Regions from separate parts of the Mus musculus genome. Here all the other regions are linked to region 3. Evidence: chromatin loops called from intact Hi-C (ENCODE). Cell type or tissue: heart. All regions are shown on one strand.

Region 1 (5,000 bases), 49 kb after region 3:
TTCCTAAAGATCCCTTATCATTATATTTTGTCTTTGACAGTTAATTTCCTGTTTTTTGTTTGTTATGATTTATATTAAAATTTCCTTGCTCAAATAATTGTTTTTCTCTTTTAAATGTTCCCTGTCATATATTTCAAAAATTATATTAAATATACATGGTCTACATACCAATCAAAAGGCACAAGCTGTCATGTTAGATTAAAAAAAGCAAGATTTAACTATATGCTGTATATATACTAACCTTAAACATAAAGACACAAACAAGGGCCAGGCAGATTACTCAGCCAATAAAGTGCTTTGCAAGTACAAAGCTGAACACAAGAACAAACCAACAAACACCCACAAAAAAGCCAGGTGGGGTTGCCAGCATCTGTAATCCTAACGGGGCAGGTAGAAGGACAGGAACAGGAGGATCGGACCTTGTTGGTTGGCTAGACTAGCCAATCAGTTTAATAAAGAGACTCATAAAAAGGTAAGGTGGAGGGGAATATAGAAAGATCCACTGTTGATCTCTGGCCTCCACATGCAAGCACAACTGTGCATGAGTGCATATGCAAAGAGTGAAAAGATGGTACTGGTGTGGAAAAGATCCAGCTTGGTAGTAAAGTGCTTCCGGAGAATGGATAAGGCCCTGGGATATGGGCTGGGAAATCTTAGGGGTGGTTGGGTGATGGGATACAGGATGTAGGTTGGAAAGGATTAAAAAGGTGCATCAGACAATTACCAAAAGTAAGTGGGAGTGGCTAAGTCACTAAGGCTGAAGAAGGATGCATGTCTTATGACATAAGAGCCTGTTCATCAAAGAGTTCTAATACCAAATGCACAAAGACAGGCACTCTGGGGCCTGAGAGGTGTCTCGGTGGTAAAGAGCACACACTGCTCTTCCAAAGGACCCAAGTACAATTCCCAACACCCACATTAGGGAGCTCAACACCTCTGTAACTCCAGTTCCAGGACTTTGCAGGAATGTGCACAAATCCACATACTCATAAATAAAAACAAATCTTAAAACCGGGGGGGGGGGGGGGGGGGGCACTGCACTTGTGCTCACTCTCAGATTGTGAGAGTCTCAACACTCCCAGCCCTTCCTTCCTCTCTCTTCTCTCCAGGGTGTCTGGATACAGCCCAGAATGGCCTTTAAGTCACTTTGTGGCTCAGACTGACCTCCAACTTGATGCTCTTGTCTCAGCCACCAGAGGCTTACTGCAGGATTGTAATACCTTGCAAAATCTGCGTAACTCTTTGAGGTGGCAATAATAGTTCTACTTTACATATGAAAATGAGTATATTAAGTGCAGAATACAGATAGGAATTCAGAATTGGAACTCATTAGAACATCCATCTTGTGAATATATTCACCCCCTAATGAAAAGTTATATTAACCTAGTTTTTAACCTAAGATATTTACATATCTTACCGCTACCACTGAGCTCCAACTCTACCACCTACACTTTTTTTTTTTTTTTTTTTTTTTTTTTTTTTTTTGGTTTTCCTAGACAGGGTTTCTCTGTGTAGCCCTGACTGTCCTGGAACTCACTCTGTAGACCAGACTGGCCTCAAACTCTGAAATCCGCCTGCCTCTGCCTCCGGAGTGCTGGGATTAAAGGCATGCGCCACCACGCCCGGCTCACCTACACTTTTTTTGTCAACAAAAATGCAATGTCCATAAGCAGATCCTTTTTAAAAATTTCATTAAAAAATTACATCTGTGTGAGTCTAACAGTGACCTTAAAAAGAGAAAAAAAAAATCCTTACTGCACAGTATATTCTGGTATACGCCACATCTATTTCACAAGCAATGATTTTTTTTTTTCAACTCTTCCCTCAAAAAAATCTTATGCAACCTACACAGAGTGCAGCCCACCTCAACAAGCAGACTTTGTTCTTAACTGGGCGAATCTCCATCACTGGTCCCTCTAGTGACAACACAGAGAGATGTCCATCTCAGGGACTACTATGCTCCTCTCTTTACTGATTTATGGCTAGTGATGCACAGTAAAATTTCCCGTGGCTATCCTATTCAAAAAGCAAACGCCTGCTACGGAAGGGACGCGGAAGCTCTGGCTAGTCCTTTTAGGCTCAGGTTGAGGCTCTGACACTCAGGAAGCTTCTGTTTAATGTGCAGAACCCTAAGCTTTCTAGCTCCCGCACTGATCCCAGGTCCACCCAACACGCGCGAGCTCCCGTATTAACCCAGGTCTATCTGCAAACTCCCAGACCCTACACTGACCCAGGTCTGTCTGCTAATGCCCAGCTCCCGCACTGACCCCAGGTCTGCCCGGCACGCGCCCGCTCCCGCACTGACCTAGGTCTGTCTGCAAACGCCCAGCTCCCATCTGCTCCGCGGGCACTCACCTCCCGCACCGACCCTCCCGCGCTCTCCTGTCAAGGACACCGGGGTCAGGCCCCCCAAGGTGCGGGGCGTTCCGTACCTGCGCGGCGTGTTCAGCAGCCTCTGCTGCTCGTCGCCCTCGTCCTCGTCGTCGTCTGTCTCGGAGTCGGGGTGACAGTAGCAGAATGTGCCGCTGCTGCGCTTGCGCTTGCGGCCGCCCGGACAGTAACAGAAGCTGTGGCCCGCATCTTCGCCGGCGTCCGACCTGCGGGCCGCGCCCCCAGCCCCGGGCGTGGGTTCGGGCTGCTCTGTGCGCCCTGCGGGCCGCAGCACCCGGCTGCTGAGAGCGCCCATGGCTCCGGCGCCTAGGGAGCACCGAGGGGCCGCCCCGCCATGCCCGTATCTCCACCGCCTACTCCGCTGCCGCCTCGCGCGCAGCCCCAACCGTCGCCGCGAACGCAGTCACCTCCATCCTCAGCCCCGCCCGTAGCGCCTCAGCGGACCGGCTTCGCTAGACCTCGCCCCCTCCTTCTCCCAACAAAGCGCGCGCCGCAGGGCGCAGGCGCAAGGCGAGCCTCCGGAAAAGGCGGGGCGGGAGGACGGAGCCTGCGCTGCAGGTTGCGCATGCGCAGGCTGCTGGCCCGTCCCTGCGGCGCTCAGCCCCGGTGCGTGTCTGACTTCCGCGGTTCCGGCTTCAACGGAGGGGCGTGGGCACTGTGTGCTTATGCCTAACAGATCTCGGGATCTCTGTCGCTGGTTCTTCCCGTAAGCTTCCTCGATTCCGGGGTCTCATCCAGCCCTGTACGGTTAATAAGAGGACGGACTTGCCAACATGGCCTTTGCTTCCAGGGCTCTAGGACCCGACTGGCCCGGTTAGATAGATGACCGTCACCCAGCTGTGTTGACCGGGTTCAGTCTGGAGCCTCAGCTAGCCTCCAGGTCTTGCCTTCCTTCTGCTGCCTTGTTTTGATTTAATTATTATTTTATTGTGTCAGTGTCTCGTACTACATACTTCGACTCACTGTATAGGATGCTCTTGAACTCTTGATCTCCTGTTTCTACCCCCTGAAAGCTGGGATTACAGCCATGTATGTGTCACATCACCTTCGTGGACCTGAAATGCTGAGTATCAGATGCAGGGCTTCTTGAATGCTAAGCAAACATTCTACCAACTAAGCTACATCCCTGGCCCTCGATTTTTTTTTTTTTTTAAATTTTCTTCAAGGAAAAGTGTCACTCTGAAGCCCAAGGCTTCCCTGGAACTCTCAGAAGTCCGCCTATCTCAGCCTCTAAGTGCTAGGAGTTGAGGCACTGAGCTACCATACCTGCCTTTTATACCTTTCAAAGTAAAATGTTTATAATAGAATGTTTCAAACAGAGCAATACAAGTACCTGTGGACCTACTACTGGCTTGGAATTCTATCACACTTACTTTGATTCACTCCCCTTTAGCTTTATTGATATATAGTGGGGAATGAGAAACCCCTTGTGTACTAATTCTCAGTTTCCAGCCTCTCCCTCTCTGTGCCATTTCTATGCATGTCTTTACACGTATAACCACTCTTCTGCTGCACATTCAGACATGTAATTTAAATGGAATTGGACCATCCCAAACCTATGATTTCTCCTCTCCTAAAACTATACTTTGAATGGAATCTCTAGTTATTGTCACTGCTCATTGTTAGACACATCATTTGCCTACTCCCTTGCCAAGGGGTTTCAGTTATTTCTACGTAGATGCTCTTTCAGGAACACCACTCGCAAAAGCTTCATCAGGCAGATCCCAGAAACGGGCTCTTGGGAAATTTTCAACTTTACGAGTTCTTGCCAGTTTTTCGCCCCCCCCCCCCCGGAACTGACTGCATCAATTCACCATTTGCACTCCGTTATAGCAGTATATGTCCTTTGTGAGCCACTGAGGAATTTCTCATGTTTGAGAAATTCTGAGGGTGTGTAGCTGAGGCTGGTTGAAGGAGAAGTGGGAGGAAGAGAACTACGGTGGCTGCAGGGGACACGCAGGAATGTACATAATATGAAACATACGTGAGGTCATCTTAAAACATTGTCCCAGCACTCGGGAGGCAGAGGCAGGCGGATTTTTGAGTTCGAGGCCAGCCTGGTCTACAGAGTGAGTTCCAGGACAGTCAGGGCTATACAGAGAAACCCTGTCTTGAAAAACCAAAACAAAAAACAAAAACAAAGAGGCCTTGGCGTATGCACAAGCTAGACTGTAACATGGTGGCTTCATGTGTCACTAAATTCCTAGAGGGTAAAACATCCATATTGGTCTTGTCTAAGGAAGCGCAGGTGAATGGCTCCCTGGATACTGAGGAGAGCCATGGCAATGTCTGTAAGAGCCTGCCACAGCCACATAGGACTTAGCCTCCACCCTCAGAGCAAGGGCAGTGCAAGAACTGACCTGATCCCCTCTGCTCTTCTCACTGTTGCTACAAGCAGGGATGATGGAGAAAAAGAGAAGTGCCCTCCCCCCATTCCAGTCCCCTGCCCTCGTCCCCTGCCCTGACTTCCCTTCCCCAAGCCAGCATCCCATTGAGGCCAGAACTGACTGAGGAAAGAAACCTCAGACTACACTTGGAACTTTGGCTTATTATGTTGATGACTGAGATGACATTATTTTGGGGCCTAGAGGAGCTAGCTACACAGTAGG
Region 2 (5,000 bases), 720 kb before region 3:
AACTGAATGCCAACCTTGTCTCCAAGAATAAGGCTCCGAGATACTGGGCACCTAACACATACAGAATGTCTCTTAACCTATTTATTCCACACAAGTAGCAACCTACTATGTTTCTTTCTGTCTCCCCATCTTGAAAACAGATACAAGACAACAAAAGAGCACACAGGTCTCCACAAACAATATCTAAAACCTAGAAATGCCATAGCAGAACAGCCTAACAAACCCAGCCTCGTGTCAAATACTAAGGTAATATTAGACATGAAAATAGAAGGGGGGTTATGACGGAGTGGGAAGGGGGCTAAGGGAGGGAGGGGCAACAAGAGGCAGAAAAGGAAAGACAAATAGTGTATATTTCCCCTCCTGTGTGGAATCTAGTTTTAAATATATAATGTACATACATATAATATACATATATATAATATATACATACATACATATATATATATATATATATATATATATATATATATACACACACACATATTTGAGACATGAAAACTGTGGTGAATTATTTAGGGGGAGGAAAGAAACTAGCAAAATGTGGGCAGGAGAAAGGGGAAGGTGTATGTGTGTGGGTGAACATGGGCAAAGTAGAATGCCATACATATAGAAAATATCATCATGAAACTCATACTTTTTATGGTAACTAAAACTATTAACCAGCAAGGAGTAATGAATGCCTACACACTGGCTGACAGACCTCAAATTCAATACTTTCACTGCATATTGTTTTTAGTTTCCACACCAGTGAATCAACTCAATATGTAGAAATCTCCCAGTTCTTACAACCCGAAATTCAGTTCAATCAGAAGTCAGTGTGGAGAGTCACAGCTGAGTTGGTCTATGGCCATGAATTACAAATAAGTCCGGTTCATTCACATCCCTGGAGTAGAGAGTGAGCACAGAGTGGTGACAGACTGGAGACATAGTGGGCCCCAGAGCAATGGAACCTAGTGTGACAGACCATGACAAGAAGTTGGCTTCTTATTCTTTTTTTTTGTTTTTATTTTTCAAGACAGGGTTTCTCTGTGTAGCCCTGGCTGTCCTGGAACTGCCCCGAAGGTTTTTATTCTTAAAGTCAAGCTTTATCTTACATCTATGAGCTGTCTCACAATTACTACTTGATATTTATCTTGCTTTATCTCCACAAATAAGCAATAGCTAAAATTATTTTTAATTTTTAGTTAACAATTTTATATCCAATAGATAATTTAATAATGAAATAAGCTACATTAAAATATCAATAAACAATTTATTTATAACTTACTTATACTTTACTTAGTAATTAATAGTTAAATAGTTAACTATAGAAGGTATGTTAAAAATGGATTGTCCAGTGGACAGACAGCTGTCTTCTGCAAGCTGTCAGGCAAGTTCTACACTGGGATGATGTTGGAGGTTAGCTGACAGGATCTAAAGATATCCACTCTGGGAAGGGAGAGAGGCCATCACGTCCATCCTGAATTTTAGATAGTGCTCATTTGTAGACATAAAAAAGAAGTGCTTACTGAAGTCCGGGAAGTCGGGGCAGAGCATTCTGTCGATCCTGAGTTTTAGGTATTGTTTATTTGTGGAGATTAAAAAAAAAAAAAAAGGATTTGATGAATTCTAGGAAGGGGAGAGGCCGGTCTAGCCACGTTTTTTGTGGAGATGAAATCGGAGAGGGGAAGCAAACAGCCGCAAGTAAAGGGTTCATTGCACCAGTGAGCAAAATCCTAAAACTAGCCCTTGGCCCAGGCAGGGTTAACTCCCTCAAAGGACACCTCCGCTTTCCGAATCCTGAAAGCAAGAGAACCCCTCGAGCCGGTACCGAGTGAAGGGTGTCGACAGCTCGGGCCGGATCCTGGCACAGCGCCTACACAAGCAGAAGCCTGTGGCTTCGGAGATCAAGGGACGCCTCAATACAGGCAGCCGCGCCCCACCGCGCACTTCCGCCCAGGCCCGAGCTCCACAGAGTCCTGTCGGGACAGACCCAAGACCCCAGAATGCGGGGTGGGGAGGTGTGGTGGGGTTCGGCGCGGAGGACCCTGGGAGGCGGCGGGGCGCGAGGCCAGGGAACACTCGGAGACTCGAGGCCACCGAGGCAGCCGGAACGCCAAGCCCGGAACCAAAGCGCTTACCTTTCGGGGATGTGGTTTCTGCCCTTCTTCTTGGGTGGGGCACAGGCAGCAAAGTCCCGGCCCCGTCCACGACCATGTCGGCCATAATGCTGGTTCATGTGGGCGCAGAGATGCCGCCCACCCAACGCCAGGCGTGCCAGAGCGGCCAAAGTGGCGACTTCAGGGAGGCCAGAAGAGGCCGCGGGATCCAGAGGCGCCCGCAAAGGAACGCGACGCGTCGACGTCTCGCTAGGGCGCATGCGCCTTGCCCCGCCGTGCTGACGACACACGTCGCACTGAAAGTAGGGTTTGTCAGCCTGCCTTCGGTTTCGACTGTGCTGCACTTAGCTGGAGGCCGGTTTTGTAGCTATGTGAATAATTGCTAGCGCTGTAAGACCCCCGATGCTGGGCCTCTGCTCAAGTCCTGGGATGAACTGGCCAACACCCCAACATCTCGAGAGAAAAGATGCACCTGATGCAAACTGCAAGAGGTTTTATTATCAGCTAGCTGAGGAGAAGTCCCTCTGTCGTGCAGGGCAGAGGAGTTCAACCCCGAGCGGTGACATTAGGGGACTTTTAACAGCTAGCTGAGGAGGTAGGAGGAGTTGGGAGGAGAGTTGGGAGGAGTTGGGAGGAGAAGTGGGAGGAGTTGGGAAGAGCTCTTCTGGGCGTCCTTGGTGAAATTTACAAGGCAGGAGTGGGGAGTGAGTTCTTTCTGAATTTTTATCTCCGTGTCCTCGGCACAGGAAGGCAGGCATCTCTGGTTGTACAGTATAGAAACAAAAAGGCTTTTTGCTGGCTATAGAGAACAAAGAGCTTCTTTCTAGCTGTATTTTTAAAGATCAGGGAAAACAAGCTTGGGGAACATCCAGGGGCTTTACCTTCCAGGGAGAAACGCTCTAAGTTGGGGTCTCATAGCGCCACCCGAACTGCTCCAAATGAGGAACAGACAATCCAGCCCCAACCCTCTGATCCCTGCATTCTTCGTGAACGTTGTCAATTGTTTACATTTTGTATATACATGATATTTGCTTTCACACGGGTGTATCTTTTTTTTCCGCCAAAAAGAAATAAATCAAAAGTTTTATACAACATATTTCTCCTTATTTGATATATTTAACATATTTCTCCATCCATATATGTGTGTATAGTGTCACAGGCAGGGAAACATACATATTCTTCCTAATTTTGAATGACACAGGACACTTATTATAACCAACATAATTAAAAATACCAACTTTTTTTTTTCTTTTTCGAGACAGGGTTTCTCCGTGTAGCCCTGAATGTCCTGGAACTCACTCTGTAGACCAGGCTGGCCTCGGACTCAGAAATCTGCCTGCCTCTGCCTCCCAAGTGCTGGGATTAAAGGCATGCACCACCATGGCCCGGTCCAACTTTTTTTTTTAAGATTTATTTATTTATTATATGTAAGTACACTGTAGCTGTCTTCAGACACACCAGAAGAGGGTATCCGATCTTATTACAGATGGTTGTGAGCCACCATGTAGAAATGAAATTGCTGGGATTTGAACTCACAACCTTCAGAAGAGCAGTCGATGCTCTTAACTGCTGAGCCTTCTCTCCAACCCCCCCCCCAACTTTTTTTTTTTTTTTAAACCATTCCAATATTGAAATTCCTCTACCTGTTTGGAGTTTTTTTGTTTTAAGGTAAGTTCTCATTATGTAATGCTCTGTGATCTGGAACTTGCTTTGTAGAGTAACCTACCCTTGAAATCACAGAGATCGGCCTGCTCCTTTTTCAGCTCTAGAATTAAGGGTATGGGCCACCTTAACCTGATTGGAGTTTTTGTTTGGTTTGGTTTGTGTTTCTGATCTACTATTACAGAAAACACTGTGGTGTGAACATTCCTATAGGTGTATACTGCATCTGAATACCTAGACAAGAAATTACTGGGATGAAATACACTTTTAAAAAAGCAATTCATTCTATTTGTCAAAAATGCTGTCAGCTCACCTTTCCATCCACAGCCAGTTTTACTGATATCGCTTTGCCAGGTGTCACAATAGCTGTGGACATCATGGCTTTATATTTTAGCAAGCACCAAAAATAACCCTGAAATAAAAGAGGAGCCCAAGTCTGAAGTTCCTACACAATCTCAGGACCCGTGCTTGCCGGGGACATCTGAATCGTACAAGTGGAAGACCAAAGTACAGGGAGGTCATCTGCAGAGAAGTGGACTAAGTCCCAGATTATAGAAATTTATGACAGCAAATTTTAAAATAAGCTTAAACTTTTAGTTTGAAATTTCTAAATGTAGCTTATATTTATTTTTCATAATATTTACAATAATTGTAAGGTGAGTATTCTGACAATAATGCTTGATAAGTCAAAGTGTAATTGCAAGATACATACTTTTTACCTCTGGATTCTAATGCCTGCAAGGCTTATCCACATTCTCCTATGGAGTTGTCTGATGGGTTTACACCAAATAAGTCAGTGGAGGAGGGCAGGAAAGACAAGAGGGGCAAGCTAACGTGACAATAATACAGTAGCACACCAGAAGGGCAGAGGGGCTCCTCTTCACATAAACATCGCAGAGGCAGGATGGAATGTAGGGAGGTGAAACCCAGAAAGATTGTTGAATGGAAATTTGAAGTAGTCATGGGGATTCAGAGTTGGCTGTTTCCTGCTGAAGGGAAGCAGAGGGAGTTAAGAGACTGGAGAACAAAGCTTGGAATGGTTTAGACATAAAAAATAATTAAACAGGAATGAACAAAGAAGCCTTGTTCTCAGTAAGAGCCCAGCTAGGAAAAAACTGAGAGAAGCTCAGCTTATTTTGACTGCCATGAATCAGGAGGACAAAGCAGATCGCCCCCTCTTCCTTTTCCACCTAGCAGACCAGAGCATTTCCCTGGCGTGATCTGGGGAATCAGGGTGGG
Region 3 (5,000 bases):
CTTTTATCTAAAAGTTATCGATATGGCCAAGTCTAGAAAAGCCGTGAGACCTAAAAACCTTCCAAGTTTCTGAGATGAGCCTGAAAGAGAGAAGGAGCTATGGCTAAGAACAAGCACTGCTCTTGCAGAAGACCCAGGGCTGATTCCCTCACCAACAGCTAACTGGCCTCCATGGGCACCTACGGACTCGCACACACTGGAGCACACACACAAACACACACACAAGGAATATTTTAAAAGAATAGTAGTAGGCCCAGTGAGATGGTCCCAGAGGTAAAATGCTGGACAACCTGAGCTGATTCCAAGGACCCATGCAGGACATGGGAGAAAAGTGACTCCCAAGTTATCCCTGACATTCACATGCACACCTGCACACTTTCAAATGCAACAGAAAATTTAAAAATGAACACACACACACACACACACTTCTAAATGCCTACTGATGTCTTTGAAGAGTTCGTCAGTCCCTGTGGGTCACCTGTTGCTGAGCACATACTTAAATTTCTTTACCAAATACCTTTCTAAGGGGATTTCATTCATCATTCCTGTTGCTCTTATAGACAATTCCCTAGGGCTAGAAGATTGGCTTAGAGGTTAAAAGCACTGGCTGCTCTTCCACAGGAAATGGGCTCTAGGACCTACAGCACAGCTCGCAACAGTCTGAAACTTGTTTCTGATGCACCAGGTACAGACATATATAAAGGCTAAACACCCACACACAGAAAATAAGACTAACATCTTTTAAAAGACTATGCTCTGATACACTGTAATTAAACTATTTGCCATGAGTAATGCTAGCTTTAGAATACTGTGTGATTAAACTCTGCCATTTCATAAAACCAGAGTCCCTTCTAAGTGATAAAGGCAAAGTCAAGGGCATCTCCTGGGCTCTTTGTTCTCCGCATCCTTGTAGACAAGTTTCTCAGTTTTTCTTTCTTTGTTTTGTTTAATTTTCTGTCTACACTCACCTGGAGCGTCTTCGGTGTGGAGATCTTGAGCGGCTCCTTCTGCGATCTCTCTCCCTGGACCTGGACCTTTCTCGGCGTCTTCTTTCTCGATCCCGAGATGTGGACCGGGACCGCCTACGTTCTAACAAACACAAAAATAGCAGAGCTAAAGGTTAATTTGAACACCTAGAGCTGTCATAATGAAGTATAATGCAAGCCACTACTAGTAGTCACAATGAACAGTTAAAAAAACAAAAAAGTCAGCTGAGCATGGTACTCAGGGAAGAGGCAGGCCCTTCTCAGTGAGTTCCAGGCCAGTCCACGAGCTCTAGAATAGGCACTGCTAAGTGACAGAGAAACCCTGTCTTAAAAAAACAAATGCTGGGCAGCGGTGGCACACGCCTTTAATCCCAGCACTTGGGAGGCAGAGGCAGGAGGATTTCTGAATTCAAGGCCAGCCTGATCTACAGAGTGAGCTCCAGGACAGCCAGGGCTACACAGAGAAACCCTGTCTTGAAAAACCTAAACAAACAAACAAACAAACCAAGAAGTAATTCTTGTGCATAGTGGCACACACCTGTAACACCAGGACTGGGGAAGTGGAGGCAGAAAAAGCAATCATTCAAGACCAACCCCTGTTATGGTAAGGCCCTGTTTGCCATGCATCTGTGAGGCACTAAGTTCAGTTCTCTTGATCTCTCTCTCTCTCTCTCACACACACACACCCCTACTAACATTTCAACACATAACATCACTTAAATTACTTTAAAGTCAAACAATGTGGTGTATTTTAAAATCACCCATATTTCGACCGTTTATACAATAGCCTAATATCCAATTAGATTATCTTTTCAGTCAGAATCGTATTTTTAAAACAAAGTTCTGTGTTTTCTGAAAGCATGGCTGTGTATGAGGCTATCCCCGCCCCCTTGTTTGCTCTACCATGTCTTGTACTAATTAGTAAACTGGCCAAAGTAAGGCATAATGCTACACAATAGGTATTTCCCAAAGGAAAACCAATCTATTGGACATTTACTGCACTTCGAAGGCTCAATTTGCTTGAGGCCCTGGTTGCCTAGTAAGATAATTGAGTATTAGTTGAAGGTGAGCCTTGTTCTAAACAACTAGAGACTAATTCTAATCCCTTAACATGGCTGAGGATACAGATATCCTCTGAGTTTCCCCAAAGTCCCACCTTACACGGCCTCAGTCCTATGCTCTCTGTCTTATGTACAGAAGACATTAGGATATGCGGTCTCAAATTCTAAACACTTCCAACTAAAGACCCAGGCAGGGCACCGACATTTAGAAAGCATCTGTGAGCCAAGGCAGGTTGAATGTTATGGAGGGTGACGTTAATTCTCACACCAATCCTTCACGGTAAAGTTACCTACGATGGTTACGGGGACTGGACAGAGAAAGGCAGGCTGACTTATGATGTATGCACGGTCCCCCAGGAGCTAAGCGAAGGGACTGTGGAACTCTAGTTCAGGGCAGGGCTGAGGAGAGCAGGTCCCGGCCTCGCCCCGTCCCGCACTCTCCCGGGCCTTCGAGGTTAAGGTCGTGGGTAGCACCTGACACCGTCCCTAGCCGTGAGACTTTCTGGACTCACCCCTACGCGGGGAGCGGCTACGACTTCGACCCATCGGAGTCCTCCTCCTCCTCCTCCGACCGCCCCGGAAACAACCCCACAACTTCCGGAGCAGCTGGAAGTTGATTTTTGCAGGCCGGCTGGAAACTAGCAGAGCGCGTGGCGAGGGTTCCGGCGGCTCCAGCAAACAGATGACTTAAGTCTTGCCCTGGAAGTCGCCCCAGGGCCTGAAGTTCCTGGAAGAACTGGGCGCTAATTCCGCTTCTTCAAGTTGAGATTTCTTTTTAAATCTTGTCGCGATTTACCCCTTTGTCCTGCTGGAGAACTCACCTGTGTATCGCTCCACCCAGCACAGTTCTCTCTTGTTTTCCCAGCGTTCCTCTACACGTATAAAATACATCACACCAATCCTTTCTTGTTGTGGTTTTTCGAGACAGGGTTTCTCTGTGTAGCTCTGGCTGTCCTGGAACTCTGTAGACCAGGCTGGCCTCGAACTCAGAGATCAGCCTACTTCTGCCTCCCAAGTGCTGGGATTGAAAGAGTGTCTTACAACGTCAGGCCACACGAATTCTAATCGGCATGAGCTGTTTTTGACTTTTGCATTTAATTCTTAAGTCAGCTTTATGTTGGCGCAAGTGACAGCACTGGGATTGCACCCTAAACTACTATGGCGGTTTGAGAGAGTTCGTTTTATTTTTGTATGTATGTGGGTGTCCCTTGTATTCCATGCAACTGGCCATTGAGAACCTGACAGTAGGCACTGAGAAAGTGAGCAGCAAACCCACTGCATTCTCCCATCTCTTCAGCCCCAACTACTGTTTTTTGTAAGTAAAAGGCTCCATCCTACTCCCGAAGGGAACCTCCCAAATGTTGCCGTAACCTTCAAAATGAAAGGCTTTATGAGCCGCGCGCTCGCGCACACACACAAGAACGCGGCTTCTTGCAGTAAAACATGTATACAGCGAGTGGGAAAGGCTGCAGCCTCTACTGATGGAACCAGTGCTCTTGCCAGCCTTTGACGGGCAACAGCTGAGGACAGGCTTCTAGAACAAAAACTTAGGAAGAGGCAGAAGAGGCTAGTTTTAGTTTGAAAACACTTGGTCCACTAGTCATCATGTTAAGGAAAAAAAAAAAAAGGTAAATAAATAGACTTTTGTACAGCCTCTTTTATACCTGATCCCAACTAAACTAGAATTTCCACCATGCGGCCTGACTTCCATATTTTTGAGATTATGTGTCAAGCCGTAGGAGAGCACTGGGAATCTCCTGTCACTTATAAGGAAGTTTTAGGGATAATCTTGGATAACCACTATGGACAGCTGAAGTCACTGTCCACAGTGCAAGAGGGGGATTTGAGGAAGCCAGAGCACTGTATTAGAGGTGTGAGAAGACAGCAAAGTGACATGGGGGCTATGGGTGATCAGAGACATATGCCCCCTTCTTCCCACCTCCCCTTGCCAGGCTTTGGATCTTAGGTAATGAAAACACTTAGCACAGCCTCTTCAAATTTTCAAAAGTGGCTGGAAAGTACGATGAAGTTAGTGTAACAGACATTTGTGAATGCCTGCTGAATGTTGGATCCTGCACAACTGCAGCACTGGGGTGAAGGAGGGATCATGTGGGCTCTGCCAAGAGGCTTGCCATCTTCATCATGGAAGCAGATGACAGGCTGTTTTCATATCATGGATAGTATCCAGTGTGTTAGAGAGGGATACAAGGCCACTGAGCCGAATTTGATCTTACAGGAGGGTTTCTGGGAATAATATTCCCGAGAGTTGAGATTACCTACTGTGCTATTGCACTGTGACATGAATACAACTTTGTTCACACACACAGAGGCACGTACAGGCATGGTGCCTAGCACTTTTACCTGCTTAGCCATTACACACACACATCAAACACACACAGATATCACACACACCACACCCCCACACACATATCACACACACACACACCATACACACACCTACCTACCTACCTACCTACCTACCTACCTACCTACCTACATACATACCTACCTACCTGTTGGCAATGCTTACTGAGAGAGTAAGGGTTTGTCTGTTTGCAACATTCATAACATGATGCTGTCCACATAGAAGACAATGAAAGGGTGCTTCCTTTATTACTTGAGGGCTCTTGTGCCAAGGAGTAACATGGGACACTATCTTGCCCCTAAGAGCCACCTTATTAATTCAGTGGAGCTCCTTCTGTGTGCATTTATTCCCCTCTGAGAACATGATTACACGTCAGCTTGTGAGAAAGCCCAACCTCTACGATCAACACAAGCCAGGCAAGAGGTCAAATGCTTTCCATCCTGCACTCTAGAGGCAGTAACAAGTGGGCTTCTGCATCCTCCAGACCAGCCTGTCTACATACCAATGTGAGGCCAGCTAGAAGATACATAGTGAGATCTTGTTTCAAACACATGCACACCAAGTTTAGAATCAAATATGTGCATGGAT

Evidence for each region. Hi-C counts contacts between places; a loop is a spot of excess contacts. Peaks named below come from ENCODE experiments on the same cell type or tissue, not always from the same donor. Only the 100,000 strongest peaks of a DNase experiment are listed, where the experiment ranks them.
Region 1: it touches region 3 in a loop (2.1-fold over the local background); 3 of 42 quality-filtered maps call a loop at or near these places.
Region 2: a loop joins it to region 3, with 5 times the contacts of the local background. A loop is called at or near these places in 2 of 42 quality-filtered maps.

The regions. Positions count from the first base shown.
Region 1 is chr6:86,730,479-86,735,478 of GRCm38, forward strand. It overlaps Gmcl1 (germ cell-less, spermatogenesis associated 1), which reads right to left and starts at 2,900. Exons shown (of 14, transcript NM_011818.3): 1 at 2,433-2,900. The coding sequence starts at 2,686. In heart, no CTCF peak of the experiment used is centred here; DNase peaks (open chromatin) are centred at 2,503 and 2,973; H3K4me3 peaks cover 2,225 bases; H3K27ac peaks cover 1,786 bases.
Region 2 is chr6:85,959,318-85,964,317 of GRCm38, forward strand. Dusp11 (dual specificity phosphatase 11 (RNA/RNP complex 1-interacting)) reads right to left here and starts at 2,350. Exons shown (of 9, transcript NM_028099.4): 1 at 2,121-2,350. The coding sequence starts at 2,218. In heart, no CTCF peak of the experiment used is centred here; DNase peaks (open chromatin) are centred at 1,924, 2,354 and 2,654; H3K4me3 peaks cover 2,875 bases; H3K27ac peaks cover 1,751 bases.
Region 3 is chr6:86,681,888-86,686,887 of GRCm38, forward strand. It overlaps Snrnp27 (small nuclear ribonucleoprotein 27 (U4/U6.U5)), which reads right to left and starts at 2,604. Exons shown (of 6, transcript NM_025665.2): 1 at 2,560-2,604; 2 at 969-1,089. The coding sequence starts at 2,593. In heart, no CTCF peak of the experiment used is centred here; a DNase peak (open chromatin) is centred at 2,634; H3K4me3 peaks cover 1,823 bases; H3K27ac peaks cover 1,303 bases.